Regions from separate parts of the Homo sapiens genome. Here region 1 is linked to region 2. A link is an interaction called in ENCODE POLR2A ChIA-PET data of the cell type or tissue named here. Cell type or tissue: PC-3. All regions are shown on one strand.

What was found. ChIA-PET counts read pairs that join two places held together with the same protein. Peaks named below come from ENCODE experiments on the same cell type or tissue, not always from the same donor. Only the 100,000 strongest peaks of a DNase experiment are listed, where the experiment ranks them.
Region 1: POLR2A ChIA-PET joins it to region 2 with 8 read pairs; 8 of 35 experiments call an interaction of 5 or more read pairs at or near these places.

What each region holds. Positions count from the first base shown.
Region 1 is chr5:10,777,878-10,780,377 of GRCh38, forward strand. The region is part of intron 2 of CTD-2154B17.1 (a long non-coding RNA gene); the gene reads right to left. Among named protein-coding and RNA genes, the nearest start is that of CTD-2154B17.1, 7.9 kb to the right of the region's middle. In PC-3, no CTCF peak of the experiment used is centred here; no DNase peak of the experiment used is centred here.
Region 2 is chr5:10,723,983-10,726,482 of GRCh38, forward strand. All of the region lies in intron 2 of DAP (death associated protein), which reads right to left. Among named protein-coding and RNA genes, the nearest start is that of DAP-DT, 36 kb to the right of the region's middle. RefSeq lists a silencer at 2,334-2,497. In PC-3, CTCF peaks have their summits at 909 (motif pointing right) and 1,117; DNase peaks (open chromatin) are centred at 1,109 and 1,919; H3K4me3 peaks cover 1,602 bases; H3K27ac peaks cover 2,500 bases.

The DNA.
Region 1 (2,500 bases), 54 kb after region 2:
ATGTGCTCCAGTCAACTAAAACAGTGGAGAAATCTTAGAAAGAAAACATTCCCTTTTGATTTATGACACAATGTATAGTTAACAAATGTAGAATTTTTTCCTGTCTGGAAATTGGCAAAATGATAAATATTACTGTATAAGCTCTGGGAGACATCTACTCTGATGAGATTTTCAGTTGTTTTGTTTTGGTTTTGTTTATAATAATTTTGAACAGCTTTGTATCACACTGAGTTAGGGGAAAGGAGAATTTACGAGAAATGCACCCTAAGTGAGGCCAGTGTATAAGGATGTACCACCTCACATGTGTGGGATAGTTTTGCAAGAGGGATTAATGGTCATCTGAACCTTCAGAAAGACTGGAGTGGGCAGCAGCAAACTCCCCCTTCCTGAGAAATTGCTAAGTCCTTCTGCAAGCAACAGCCTTGTGCCATCATTTGGCAAAATCCTCATCAAACAACTTCTTTCATTCCTCTGCTTCCACCCAGTTGTTGCAGCTCAAATTTTTATTAGGTTTTCTGGATGTAAACTTGAGATGGCTCCCAATGCAAACAGAGAAAACTCCTGTTACAGTCCATTTAAATAACTGCCCACTTGAATAGGGGAAGAGGAAACACATTCTGTATTTATTCAAAAGCAATGGAGCCTCAAACAATAAGTGAAGATTATAATATTCTTGAGGGAGGCAAAATTTTCAGTTTCAATATAAACTACACAATTGGTTATCTCTGTACCACTCAGAAAGTATCCCAGCCAAATGAGTGAAATATGCTCTGGACAGCCAAGATCCTTTACAGAACAGCAATCAAAACAAAGGAAAAAAAAGAGATAAAAATAGAACATCTCTCCCTGACACTAGCCCCCAAGCACAAAGCTATAAACCTATCAGAAGCGTAGGTTTAACATCTCATCCTTCAGGAAAATATTAATGAAGCTATAAGACGATCAGAGCTTGGATTTATGAGGCATCAGCTTCTTTCCAACTCCAGATAAACATTAAGCTCCAGCTTATAAGAGGAAAGGAGTTGATGAGTCTGGGTATAATCACTTTAAGTAAATGTAGTATCCAAAGTCTCAAAAACAAACAACTCAAAAAACAAATAAATACATAGGAAAGGGGCAGCAAACAGCTGCCTACTTTACATGTAATCTGGTCAAGCTTCACACACCTCCATCTGCAAGAGGCTCCTGAGGAGGAAACCAGGATTCACAAAGGCAAACTTCCACCCACATTCTCACAGCTGGTCAGTGGAAGAGACAGAATCAAACCTAAGGCTCTTCTGCCTTTTGCCATGAAAATAGCATATAGGTCTGAAGAAGATAATAAATTGTTGGAGCAGGAATAGAGGCACCCAGCACTTGCCTCCTCCACAAAGAAGGACCAAAACAGCAAACAGATAACCACACGTCGAATAGTGCATCTAGGATAATACACTGGAATTCAGCAGGGAAGTGGTAGGGACACTTTGAAGCATGGAGGTGGGGAAAGCAAAGCAGCTGGTCCACCTAAGATTGGTATAAAGCCAGAAGGAACTCCCCATTGTGGGGAAAAGATAGGCAAGAGATTCCCAACAGTCCACATTCCCACCACAGACTCCTGCAATACTGGTCATGAGAGAACCCCTTGGCCTTCACAGGCCCTGAGACTAGTACAGGGAGCTGCCTGGAGTATACATGACTGCATTGTCCTAGAGAGGAAATGCTGGATCCTTCTCATTCCTTAAGACCCAAGCTGCTATGGCATGGCACCATTTTGAGAGTCCAGCCTCCACCAGACTACATTCTGCCCTGGAGCCCAATATCCCCTGCATCTCCACATCCATGGAGTACCCCCTGAGCTGCCCCCATGTCCACCCAGAGGTCTTTAGCATCACAACACCATCTGGACCCAGTGGTTTGGCTGGATCCTCAGCACTCTAGCCCATGCAGTGTCCTATGGCCACACAGAGAGCAGGCAGTGCACCACACAGGAAGGCTACCCTCAGAACAGAGGGAGCCCAAGTGCATGCTCTCCAGAGCCTGGGAGCCACCTGCCCAGGGCTGCTGCCACCAGAAGCACCCCACCCCTCCAGTAGTGGGGCCACTGCACACCTGCATGCTGTCCAGCTCCAGTCTACAGCTCCCAGCGTGAGCAACACAGAAGACGGGTGATTTCTGCATTTCCAACTGAGGTACTGGGTTCATCTCACTGGGGCTTGTTGGACAGTGGGTGCAGCCCATGGAGTGTGAGCCAAAGCAGGGCGGGGCATCGCCTCACCTGGGAAGTGCAAGGGGTCAGGGAATTCCCTTTCCTAGGCAAGGGAAGCTGTGACAGACAGTATTTGGAAAATCAGAACACTCCCACCCTAATACTACGCTCTTCCAATGGTCTTAGCAAACAGCACACCAGGAGATTATATTCCGTGCCTGGCTCAGAGGGTCCCATGCCCAAGGAGCCTTGCTCACTGCTAGCACAGCAGTCTGAGATAGAACTGCAAGGAGGCAGTGAGGCTGGGGGAGGGGC
Region 2 (2,500 bases):
TTGGGTGCAGAAAAAAACATATAGCAAAAAAGTAAACCTGTGGGATGTGTTCAAGGCACCATACAGCAAAGGCAATCCATTTCCTTGTGCTACCCTCAAAATGTTATACAATAATTTCTGGTAAAAACTCTAAATTAAAACAATTTAAAAGCACAGCACCTCTAATCCTGTTTAAGCCTGAAATGATTTATAAATACCTACCCAGGAACTACTCTGCCACCAAAGGAATGCAGATGGCCTCAGTGAGGATTAATCCATCTCTGGAAGGTTCTTGAGGACTAACTTATCCTTTCTTATTTTCTCCAGAGTCTAGCAAGGTTCCACCTCTATAACAGAAACCCCATGAATATGGGACTGCTGTTAATTCACGCTGTGCTTTTAGTTCTTTTCAAAGCTTACAGATATTCATATTTTTCCCTCATTTTCTTTTCTCTATAAAAGTCCCATAAGAGAAAGAGACACATGCACAAATCTTGCACTACAGATGAGGAAACAGGCACCAAAGGTTCATGATTTACCAGGGGCCACCCAGGAGCAATAGGCCAGCACCCCAGGGCCCATCAGCTTAGGGCTTTCCTAGATTAAATGCTTTACACACATTTCAGGTAGACCAGGGGAGGCTGGCTCTTGTGGACTATGTGTACCTAAATTGCTTAAGAGTCATAAATGTGGTCCAAGATTTTCAAAAAGTCATAACCAGCACATGAACTAACAGACCAAAGACTCAGCCTAGGTGGGGTCAAACTAAAGCTGCAGAGGAAACATTCCTCCTTTCTGGTTCTGTGTCCCTAATGGATGAGGGCTCCAGTGACTTGGAGGGAAGAGTGCTGGTGCTCCCCAGGGCCTCTCAACCCGGGTGCGCAGCCATCTGGACAGAGTCAAGCTCTGACAAACCCAACAGCCGCCAGGGGGTGTAGCTCTCTACTCCCCCCAGGAGGAGAAGGTGGGGGTTCTGCAGCTGTGTGCTGACTTGAGCTTCTTCCTCCCCCCTCTCCCCTTCAGGCTCCCCTCTGACCCAACACCCCATGGGCTTGGCCTCGCTAAGGCTGGGAAAGGGCTGCATTTGTTTCTATCTCTGATCACATTTGGAATCCCTGGCAAAGTGAAAACAAACCTTCCATTCTTCAGCCGTGTTTGTTTTGGGCCCATTTGGCACCACCCTTCCCATTTCAGGCTTATTTTTTTTCCACTTATCGTCATCATGAATTTGGTAGAGGTGAGTCATTGGTTTTAACCCTGGCTCCAGCTTCCTCTCGTTTGTACTTTTCCAGTCTAATTTCCTTTATTTGCAGCGCCTTGAAAGTCTCCAATCGCTAGCCTCTGACATGGTTATGCCGGGTCCTGAGCTCGGGCTGTCTCCAGTCCTGAGGCGTGTGGGCTCCTGCACGCTGGGCCAGGGGTTTCTGAGTGGTTGTTGTGTTCCTGGTTCTGAGGCTCCTGCCCACAAGATCCGAAGACTCACCAGGGCAGCTGCTGACCTTCAGGTGGAGGCAGGGAGCCTCTGCAGAAGCCGGTGCCGCTGCAGAGCTGCTCCAACACTGCCGTGGTGTCTTATAAAGCCACAAAGCTTGAGTTGACAATTGGGGTAGAAGGAAAATCACTGAAACTCCTCTGTCTTAAATGAGCTTGATGGAAAGCAGTCCCTAATAATACAATCCTAGTGCTGAAAAGATGTCTCTCAACTTAAACATTTGAAGTAGGATTTTAGGCTTTCTTCTCAATAATTTCCCCACAACTCTTTGGGAAAAGGTGACTAGTTAACAGAGCAGAAACGGTGGGCAGGAGACTGGAAGTCTTTGGAGTCACACATTTGGATTCACATCTTATTTGTCAGTTACTTTGGTAATGACCTTAGGCATGCCATTAGTCTTTCTCAGTAGATATACCTGACCACAAAAGAGAGTCCCACCACTTACCTTGTAGGATGTGAAGACTAATAAGACTAAGTATGTAAAGCACCTGGTCTAAAGGTAGCTGTATTTGCTGTTATTTGGCTATTAGACTTCCTGAATACTGCTGAATTGCTTAAGTCATACTGGGGACAATCTTCTAAACTTCTCATTCCCCAAGGACCGATTAAGTTGAGACATAATCATAAAGTCAACAGGACACATGACAGATGCTTTCAAAATAGATTCAAGTCCCATGGAAAAAAATGTTCAATTCTGCCTGTTGGACAGTTGTCATTTATACTCTCTTCCGCCTCCCCTCTGGAGTCCTTATAAATATGGTGGCCAATTAGGAAGTTATCATTACTCACCCACAGTGAAAGAATAAACTGTTCATGAACCATTTTCTCCCTTTAACACAGTGTTCATACATTTCTGAAATGTGTAGGCTTCACTTGCATTGCAGAGACTGGGATGGTGTGTGTGTCTCAGATAAGTGCTGCTCACAGCGTGGTGGGGAACAAGCAGCACCACTAACTCTGGGAGCTCATGAGAAATAGTCTCAGGCCCACCCCAGCCCTGCTGAGGCAGAATCTGCATTCTGACCAGAT